Linked DNA regions of Homo sapiens: regions 1 and 2 are each linked to region 3. A link is a contact called in ENCODE Hi-C or POLR2A ChIA-PET data. All regions are on one chromosome and are shown on one strand. The core of a region is the stretch at or near the end of the contact, and the rest is flanking DNA. Distances in the headings are between cores, read along the strand shown. Region 1 has its middle 44 kb from the start of MEX3C. Region 2 has its middle 13 kb from the start of MRO. Region 3 has its middle 25 kb from the start of CXXC1.

Region 1 (3,282 bases), core at 417-2,916, 840 kb before region 3:
TGATTCTAGAACCTTTGTATATTTGATAGTGTTTCTAACTTTCATTTCTTTACCATTTGCAGTTAATGTCCAAGTTCTGCTATGCATCATTTACGTGCACGTTTCTATAATTTTTTAAGATTGTCCTGGATGTCTGGTTAAACAACAAAAAGTCTATTTAAAACTGTAGCAATAGTTTGAACTTGTAGCAAAGAGGAAAATTGTGGGGTTAAACTTCGTATTTTCTTTCTTATAGAAGCTTCTAAAAAGGTACTTTTATGTATTCTTTTTAGGAAATATTGTGTACAGCTTTTAAAACATCAATGTTTGGATCAAAACAAGACCCAGCTTATTTTCTGCTTGCTGTAAAATAAGCAAACGTGCTATAATGAAAACAAAATGAAGGAAATAATGGTTAACTGGAAAGAAAGAAAAAAAAAAAAAAGAAAGGCAAATTCTCTGTTCCATTCCAGGCCCAATGGATCAGAAACTTTGTGGGTGGGCCTGAGATCCACTTGGCTGGATCAGGGGTCCCTGAGTTTTTGTATTGCCTGCCCTGACCACAGGACAAAAAGTTGTTCATGTACCCAAACATTCTGATTATTTAATTTTATAAATTACTTCTGCATACTTCCGTGTGACATTGCACTATCATGCTATTATTTTTTAACATCCAAAAAAGAAGAGTAAAAAGGATGAGATAAAGGTGAAATTAAAAATATTTTAAATGTCTTATTACCCTCTCTTGGCACAATACGCACTTCAGACAACATCCAACCAGAATGATTATGGATGTAAAGCCGTATTTCAAATAGTCTTCTGGATGATTGCAATTTCAGCCAACTCTTCAAGGTCTGAGGAAAGTGCTGCTGTTTTCATTTCATAACGTGGCTGGGGGCAGAGGAGGGAGGGTCAGCTCTGCCATGTGGGGGCTGCGTGGTATGATTTCATATTAGTGTTATCTTCAGTCCAAGATTTCTTTTCAACATTGTTTTAAAGCCACTTATCCTTTTTGGGAGCCTTAGTTGACTTAAAAATAGATAATAGAATATCTAAATTCCCTTTGGTGGGCACTATGTAAGTTGCAATTTGATGAAATCCCCGCTCTTCCTCCCACAAAGTACTCCTCCTACACAGCCGTCTAAGGCACGTGAGTCCCTCAACGTTCAAAATTACTAACATTGCACAGCTTTTTCTTTCATGTTGGAAGCAAAATGTTAATCTGAGTAGATGCACTATTATTTTTCTTTCCTTAAGCCCTCTGGGATGTATGTACTCCACTTTGGAGACCCCTGCTCCAGACTGAACACATCACCCCTCCACTTCCCTTGAAAGCCCTGTGGAGTCCCTCAAGAGATTTCATCAATCCAGAGGCTCAGCCAACAGCTGCACAGTTTGCCTAAGGAAGGCTCAGTCCAGGGGGCTCGCAGGAGACCACATATCCCCCTTTCCTCCGTGACTAGTCCACCCTGAGTTTCTGTTACCACTCAAGAGGCTCAGACACAGGAGTGTGGAGTCTCGCCCGCAGCCAGCATGGCAGGGGCAGCTGCTAGACAGCCCCAGGCAGGCGGCACTGGGCCCTGACCCCACATGCCAGGCCCTATCCAGCGGCTACCACAGGCAGTGGGCCAAGGGGCTTTCCCTGTGGGCAGCCCCAGCTGGCGGGCGAAGGCTGGGGGAATACGAGGTAGGGGCAGCTGCGACACCAGCTTCTTGTGGCATTTCTGAAATCTCATTTCCTGCCATAATTCTGAAGCAGGTGTTTCTGTTTTTTAGAGCGTCTTCAGTTGCTATTCTGGTCGTGTGAGTCGCTAGTTTTTTCCAAAGACTGAACTGCTATTTTTTCCTCTGGTGGAGGCATGGTGAGCAGCTGGTCCCCCCACCAGGATCAGTTGGGTAGCAGGCCAGCCCCCCTCGGCCAGCCCTGGCCTGGGGGCATGGGGACCCTTCACAGACTGAGTTGAGGAGCCACAGGGGAGCAGGGAGTACCGTCCGCTGAGCGGCCACCCAGCACTTTGTGTTTCAGTTCGCACTGAGCATGTAGTGTGCACCTGCCTTGCCCAGGAGAAGCAAAACAAAAACAAGCCAGGTCCCCAGCGCCTGTCTGGGGGACCTCAGCCCCACAGGGCATTGGGAGTGGCTGGAGTCAAACCCAGGCCTAGGGAGAGGCAGGTAAAGAGCTTCTTAAGTGAAATACCAGGGTCTCAAATCCAAGAATTTTAGATCTGGAGTTTCCAAACACCCTGAGACTCATACCAGACACATTCAGTAGGTCCTCTCTACAAGACTTTTAGTTTTCATTTGAATTAAAGTCTTAAAAATTAATGTAAACACATCTGACATCAGATGATCATCTCACAACTCTCACAACTAAGTATGTCTAGAGATCTCAGAGCCAAATAGTAGTAATTTTATAGGACGGAGCAGAGGATTTCATTTGTAAACGCCACAATAGTGTTCTGTATAGTGAAATGTTGCAATTTTTCCAATAGAGGCAAGATTTGGAAGAGCCCCATCATCAGACCACACAGCCTGGGTATCACTGAGTGCAGCATTCATGGTGTTTGAGTTCAGAAAAACAACATAGCAAGTCACATTAATGTGCTAACAAGTTCGGGTGGTTTTTCAGGAACTTTTGGTGTTTTCTTTGTACACTGATTTTGGTTTTAGAATTACTTAAGAGCCATTAAAATATATAGAAGTTAAATAATTTTATGGCTGGGTGCGGTGGCTCACACCTGTAATCCCAGCACTTTGGGAGGCCAAGGCGGGCGGATCACGAGGTCAGGAAATCGAGACCATCCTGGCTAATACGGTGAAACACCGTCTCTACTAAAAATATAAACAATTAGCCAGGCATTGGGGTGCATGCCTGTAATCCCAGCTACTGGGGAGGCTGAGGCAGGAGAATGGCGTGAACCCAGGAGGCGCAGTTTGCGGTGAGCCGAGATCGCGCCACTGCACTCCAGCCTGGGCGACAAAGCAAGACACCTTCTCAAAAAATAAAAATAAAAAATTATGTTCGTACTTATTTAAGTAATATGATAAACAAAATAATTTCAGTCATCCCTAGGGAATCATACGATTTCTGGTTTCCTTTGTGTAACAGAGGTTTGTACCTGACTCCGATGTAAAAACCATTACTCTCATGTTTGAATCAGATAGCTAGAATTATCTACAACAAAGGCTCATGCTGGAAGAATTAAAGCGAGGTCTTTCAGGGCTTAGGACTAGCAAAGATAGGGGGCCCTAGGGAAGCCTGTTGTCCCTAGCGTGTTTACTGGGAGCTGAGGTTAAGCAGAC
Region 2 (3,522 bases), core at 315-2,814, 520 kb before region 3:
AAATTAATCCTTGTCTGAATTACCATATATTCAAAATTATGAGAGTCAATTAACTTTTACTACATATAAAAGATTGTTATTTGGATGAGGATGAGCATATCTAAAGTGAAGAGATGGAAGCTAATTGGCTCAGACCACGACAGGAGATCTTTGAAATTGTCTTTCATTTTCCAAAACCATTGCTTACATAAAGCCGTCCTGACCTGTACCGTTGTGGTGATGGTTTATGAACAATAACAGGCAGGTTGAGCTAAGCAGATGGTATTGGAGAGAGAGGGAGACCCTGCCTTGGGGGCTGGGGAGTGGAACGTGTGCAGATGACAGGGCTAGGAGAAATAAGGCTAGAAAAATAAAGTGGGGCAGAGCTTGGAAAGCTTTGAGGATCTGTATGAGGAGCCTGAACTTAAAAAGTTCTTGAGGATTCTAGGAAGATCCGCAAGATGTGAAATGATGTGAAGTGCACAGAGAATAAAATCAGGGCAATTTGTTTTGATTCCTTAATTAATTTATAAACTTCTTTTATTTTTCATCTATTTGATCTCCTTGGCCATATTGTGCCCAAGATGTGCATTCAGAAAATATTCTAAAGGCCGGGTGTGGTGGCTCATGCCTGTAATCCCAGCCACTTTGTGGGTCCGAGGCGGGTGGATCAGTTGAGCTCAGGAATTTGAGACTAGCCTGGCCAACATGGCAAAACCCCGTCTCTGCTAAAAATACAAAAACTGACCAGGTGCGTTGGCACATGCCTGTAATCCCAGCTACTCAGGAGTCTGAGGCAGGAGAACTGCTAGAACCCAAAAGGCAGAGCTTGCGGTGAGCCGAGATCTCACCACTGCACTCCAGCCTGGGTGACAAAGCAAGACTCCACCTCAAAAAAAAAGTGTGTGTGTATATATATATATATATATATACACACACACACACATATTTACATATACATATATTTATACATATATATATGTGTATGTGTATCTATATATAAAATTGTTTATTGAACCCAAACCAATGAAGTGACAGGATTACCAAGAAACATATGCTCGAGGTTGAAGCCATGAGACTCTGGAATTTTTGCAAATCTTCTAGGGTCTCTCTCTGTCACCCAGGCTGGAGTGCAATGGCACGATCTCAGCTCACTGCAACATCCACCTCCTGGGCTCAAGCAATTCTCTTGCCTCAGCCTCCCTAGTAGTTGGGACTGTAGGCATGCATAGCTACACCCAGCTAATTTTAAAATGTTTTATAGAGATGGTGTTTTGCCGTGTTGCCCAGACTGGTCTTGAACTCCTGGACTCAAGTGATCTGCCTGCATTTGCCTCCCAAAGCACTAGGATTACAGGTGTGAACCACTGCACCTGGCCTGCAAATCTTGTTGCTAATTGATATTAAAGATAACTTGGAAGACAGAGGGCAGGTGGTTCTTCCTTCCGCCATTACCAGTTCAAATGAATAATGTGGCCCCAAAGCACATGATGCTGAGTAACATCGGTATAGGTTCCCCTTCATTACTTTCTCTTTTGTTCAGATCTGCAGGTTGTGGAACCCCAGCCTCAAAGAACTGGCTGGCTACTTTTAGAAAGCCCTAAATTCAAAACTTGAAAGCAGAAAAAAATAGAAAATGATTTTTCATTTGTATTTCCTGTAAAACAACCAACTCTTATTACCTAACTTTAAAATCTCATTGATTTTACAGTTTCCGTCTTTATGTCACCTTTCCAGAAGCTTATTGATTAAACAGTGTGTGTTGTCTTTATTTACCCCCTGCCCACAACCTAGCCTCACTCCACAGCACATCTCCTGGGTGTGCCCTGGAGCTTCCAGCGTTGGAAGCTTTCTGGTTGATAATGCCTATTTTGATTGCAGCAGTAAAGTCACCAAGGACTAGAAATCCCCTGCTTCCCACTTTAGCAACTGAAGCTCATTTTGTTTGTAATTGCTAGATATTTTAGGCGGAAGAGGAATGATGGCTGGATGTGGGGAGAGGAGGGAGGAAAAACATCATGAAGGACTCTAGCTAAGAGCTTTCCAGAAAGACAACGGCTTTCCATTCAGTATTTGGAGTTTACTTGTCTAAAATATTTTAGCAAAATTGCTATAGCTCTAAGCTGCATTGTCAAGTCACACCATGAAGACAAACATCTCGTGTAGCAGGTCCTTGCAAGGAAACAGCAAAGGGAAGGGGGAAGGGTTACTCCCTACTGCCAATGACTGGTCATAGCCAAGCTTTGGCTATTAAATTAATTGCCCATCAACATCACAAATGCCCAGGGTAGGGGGGCCACTAAAATAATTATGGTAGATCAGTCCCTTTCATGACCATTAGTGCAATTCTGCAAAGGCTCCCAGGCCACTAACTCTTTCAGCACATCATCTCAAGAAGTATCCTAACTGTACTCTTAGATGACCATTTGGGGTACATGTTTGGGAGGGGAGTTGTAAATAATTTCCTACACTGATGATGTGGTGTGCCTTAGTGATGGGTAAGGCCACATTCTTATCATCAGTAAAGAGATCATGCTATCATTAGGAGCTGCCCAACTGGAAGAGTGTCACCACCATAATTCTTTATTAATTATAACTCATTGAATAGTGGTGTTACCCCAAGAAGTTGCTGTGGAGACCTTCACCCAATGAGTGACCATCTTGTGCACAACAGAGAAAGTCTATTGTCATAAACAAGTTAACACCCTACCACACACAAATTACAGTAGTACTAAACAAAATGTCTATTTACTTAAGCTACTATTACATTTAATTAGTTGCTGGGAAATAAGAAATGCATCTTCTAACAAGCTAACTCATTATAATTCCTGTCTTGCTTCTGTAGAATCACATTCAAGTGTTACGAATGCCTCAAACAATTGTTTGCTTCCGTGAAAGTGAAAAGAAACACTAAAAATGTGATAAGGATTTTAAAGACTCAGATAAATGAAAGAATAATTTGCTAAAAGCCCATCATGTGCCAAGTACTGTGCTGGGGGCCATGGGTTTGGAGTCAGGTCCTCCGAAAGCTGAAACACAGGCCTTGCTTTCCACAGGCTCACAGACCAGGGGCAGGAGATTCCCATGTGATAATTTGAATATAAATTGGTTAGTGCTACAGGCCTTCTCAGAATTGCAGAGGGCATGGAGAGAGATTGGTCAGGCTGTAAGATCTAGGGAGGATTTTCCTTGTGGGGTTTAAACAAGGCCTGGAAAAAATGCTTAATTGGGGTGAGGTGGGGGAGCAATAGAGAGGGTTGCATAGTCCTAGACATGAAAATAGACAAGAGGCCGGGCGCGGTGGCTCATGCCTGTAATCCCAGCACTTTGGGAGGCTGAGGTGGGTGGATCCTGAGGTCAGGAGTTCGAGATCAGCTTGGCCAAGATGGGGAAACCCCGTCTCTACTAAAAATACAAAAATTAGCCGTGTGTGGTGGCGGGTGCCTGTAATCCCAGCTACTGGGGAGGCTGAGGCAGGAGAATTGCTGGAGGCCAGGAGGCAGTGGTTGCAGTGAGCCGAGATAGTGCCACTGCACTCCAGCC
Region 3 (3,442 bases), core at 443-2,942:
TGAATCAATGTAGGAGCTTTATGGTAGGAAATTTCTCCAATATTTAGTAATAAGAGATTTATAAGACTTGAAAGCATGAGTTAATCTATTTGAAGAAAAAGGAGTACATATCTCAGTCAGAATTCCAGCAAAATGTGCAGATAGTATTTAGGGAAAGCAATAAGCAATAGTAGGTTCCCTACAGTTTGCAACACCAGGGAACTATTACTACATCTAGCCTGGAAGGCAATGTTTATGGAAACCTATTGAGAACAGCTGTATGGGAGAGGGCCATCTGAGAGGAGCTGTGAAATTTGCTAGGGTACTTGGTAACCCATAGAGAATCGACAGGGAAAGATCTGGGACAGTAAGCACCCTCCCTCATTCACTTCCCAGGACAGCAACCACCCTCCCTCATTCACCTCCCAGTCTCTAGGTCTCCTGGTGATCCTCCCCAGTGATTAAACCAGCTGTAAGCCAAAAGTCAAAGGCTACTCATGAAACAGTCCACAAAGGTCAGCCCTCTGAGGCAGAGAGTACGGTGGCAAAAGGTAAACAGTGCATTTGTTGGACAAAAATGAAAGACAAAATTGTTAGACAAAATTATCTGCATATACTTTCTACCTACCATTCCCATTTTGGTAGAATAATTTTTACAACACAGACATAGTTACACACACACAAACAATTGTAACTGAGTACTATATATAGGTTACATAATTATATTTATAATATAAAGCTATTGTAATATAAAACAGTTGTAATACAAATCTGATTATAACATAAATAGACTTTGCTATTTTGAATAGTACTGCAATAAACATAGGAGTACAGGTGTCTTTTTGATAGAATGATTTCTTTTCCTTTGAGTAGATGCCCAGTAGTGGGACTGCTGGGTCAAATGGTAGTTCTATTTTTAGTTCTTGGTAAAATGTCCAATGTGTGGTAAGTAAATACACCAAGACACAAAGAATTGCAGCAGAGAAAGAGGTTTAATCACAAGGCAGCCAAACAAGGAGACTGGAGGAAACCTCAAATCCACCTCCTCAAGGAGTTTAGGATCTAGGGATTTTAAGGGGTTTGGATGGTTAGTGGGCCAAGGTATAAGGATCACTGATTGGTTGAAGAATGAAGGGTGACGTCATGGAACTAAAGAAATTGCATTCTTGCATTGAGTCAGTTCTCCTTTTGGTGTCTTCAGACTGGTGGGCATGAGCTGTCCTGCTAGAATTCAGGATCTGGGCCAGGCATGGTGGCTCATGCCACCATGACAGAGATTCATCCCAGCACTTTTGGAGGCCAAGGCAAGAGGATCTCTTGAAGCCAAGAGTTCAAGAGCAGCCTGGGCAACAGAACAAGATTCTGTTCCTACAAAAATAAAATAAAGTTAGTTGGGTGCGGTGGTAAGCACCTATAGTCCCAGCTACTTGGGAGGCTGAGGTGGAAAGATCACTTGAGCCCAGAAGTTTAGAGGCTGCAGTGAACTGTGATCATGCCACTGTACTCCAGCCTGAGTGACAGAGCAACATCTTGTCTCTAAAAATAATAATAATACAATTTTTAAAAAAGAATTCAGAATCTGAAAATCATCTTGAATGGAAAGTTTCAGACTTCTAATGCTAAAGATGCTATCTATAGGAACAATGAGGAAGTTCATGGTCTGTGTTCTGGCCTACGTGACTTTCGGTTAGTTAGCAATTACAGCGAAGTGGGCCAAAGTGTAGCCTGATTAATGCTTGACTGCCCTTCAGCCCAAAACCTGGCATGTTATTATGAGGATGGTTTCAAGAAGACAGAATGAGAGAGGAAAAACTAAAATGTAAGAATAAAATAAAGCAACTGAGAGAATACTAACGTGAGAATATTAAAAAGAATTTGGAAATGCCAATTTACAGAAATAACAGCCTTAAGAGTGGATACACATCAGTCATACCCTTATATGTTGGTAAAAATATGCATCAGTATATAATACAATGTGTAGAAAAGAACTAGCAAAGCAGACCTGAGACTGCTATTCTTAGAAAGGCCTGCTTGCAAAGTTGGCCCTTGGCTGACATCTGGGAACTTAACTGGTAAACAGGTACCTACACTGATATAAAACTTTCCCTTGGTCGGGCACAGTGGTTCATGCCTGTAATCCTATAACCTTGGGAGGCTGAGGCAGGAGGATTGCTTGACGTCAGAAGTTCAGAAGTTCTAGGCAATATAGCAACACTCCGTCTCTACAAAAATATTTTATAAATTGGTCAGGTGTGGTGGCACACATCTGTAGTCCTAGCTACTATGAGGCTGAGACAGGAGGATTGCTTGAGCCTGGGAGTTTAACGCTGCAGTGAGTTCTGATCAAACCCCTACACTCCAGCCTGGGTGACAGAGCAGGACCCTGCCTCTAAAAAAGTAAAATAAAATAAAACACTTTCCCTAAATGATAAGGGTGGCTCACTGTGCCTAGACTGTGTGGACAGTATGGTTTATGCTGAACAACTGCTTTCCATCTGGGTATCTGGAATCATGGTACATGGTAGGCAGGGAATGCCTATATGTCCAGCTCCCAGTAAAAGCCTTAGGGACAGTCTCTAATGACACCCCGATAACATATCACACATTGTCACACTCATTGCTAGAGGAAGTATGTCTTGTGCAACTCCACTGGGAGAGAACTCTTGGAAACTTGTGCCTGTGGTCCTTTGGACTTTGCCTCATGTGCCTTTTACCTTTGCTCATTTTGCCTTGTATCTTTTCATTGCAGCAAATCTTAGCCATGATTATGACTATGTGCTAAGTCATGTGTGCCCTTCTGGCAAATCATCAAAACTGGAGCTGGCCTTAGGAAGCCGCAACACATGCAGATATTGATTTTGTCTGTGCTCTAGAGTTCTGTGTTCAACCTCAAGTTAGCATGGAGGAACCAAAGTGCGATTTTGTAATTGAATTCTAGATATTAGCTTCAGTCTTACCCCTGGCAAGAAGTACCTTGAAAGTTTCTGTCCTAGAGGTCTTTGGTAGATCTGTGTTCTCCTCTCCTGCCGCTGTGGTCCCCACTTGAGCTGATTCTTAGTTCCTTGTTCTGCATTGCCTGTTCCCATGCCTGGAATTCTAAACCTTGGAGCTTAATTGCATTTTTAAATCTATGTCCTGATCCAGGTCCACTGTGATCCTCAGCTTTCAGAACCCTGGTCTTCACCATGCCCAGTCAATGCTATGGCTGCTCCGTTAGCTTTTTCATCTAGTTTCTCCCGTCCTGAGTTTCCCTGAGCCTATGCCCTAACTTCAGCCCAAGGCTAATTACAGCACTCAGAGTAGGAAGATTTATTATTAATATCGAATTTATTACTACTGGCTGTACAGCCTGGCAAAGGACTTAGGCTCCTGAGTCTAAACTGCTTAAACTGAACATGAATAATATAACCTTTCTTCTGTTTGCCTAATAAGGCACTTGTGAGGGTCAAATAAGATGTTTTTT

What was found. Hi-C counts contacts between places; a loop is a spot of excess contacts on that map. ChIA-PET counts read pairs that join two places held with the same protein, here RNA polymerase II (POLR2A). Pooled maps may share reads with other maps.
Region 1: a loop to region 3 is called in a map with no recorded cell type, with 16 times the contacts of the local background. The contact joins two enhancer-like sites. A Hi-C loop is called at or near these places in 2 of 37 single-sample maps with no recorded cell type and 3 of 50 pooled maps. POLR2A ChIA-PET finds 5 or more read pairs at or near these places in 1 of 52 experiments (GM12878).
Region 2: a pooled map shows a loop between it and region 3 (2.9-fold over the local background). The contact joins two enhancer-like sites. A Hi-C loop is called at or near these places in 1 of 168 maps with a recorded cell type or tissue (breast epithelium), 1 of 37 single-sample maps with no recorded cell type and 1 of 50 pooled maps.

What each region holds. Positions count from the first base shown.
Region 1 is chr18:51,152,480-51,155,761 of GRCh38, reverse strand. No RefSeq gene overlaps it. Among named protein-coding and RNA genes, the nearest start is that of MEX3C, 44 kb to the left of the region's middle. RefSeq lists an enhancer at 1,427-1,556. Within about 2 kb of position 1,666, at least 9 of the 41 ENCODE cell types and tissues checked have a DNase peak (open chromatin) inside an H3K27ac peak, as active enhancers do; they include GM12878, where a contact is called at or near this core.
Region 2 is chr18:50,830,898-50,834,419 of GRCh38, reverse strand. No RefSeq gene overlaps it. Among named protein-coding and RNA genes, the nearest start is that of MRO, 13 kb to the right of the region's middle. RefSeq lists an enhancer at 1,717-1,826. Within about 2 kb of position 1,564, at least 2 of the 41 ENCODE cell types and tissues checked have a DNase peak (open chromatin) inside an H3K27ac peak, as active enhancers do.
Region 3 is chr18:50,311,106-50,314,547 of GRCh38, reverse strand. No RefSeq gene overlaps it. Among named protein-coding and RNA genes, the nearest start is that of CXXC1, 25 kb to the right of the region's middle. Within about 2 kb of position 1,692, at least 3 of the 41 ENCODE cell types and tissues checked have a DNase peak (open chromatin) inside an H3K27ac peak, as active enhancers do; they include GM12878, where a contact is called at or near this core.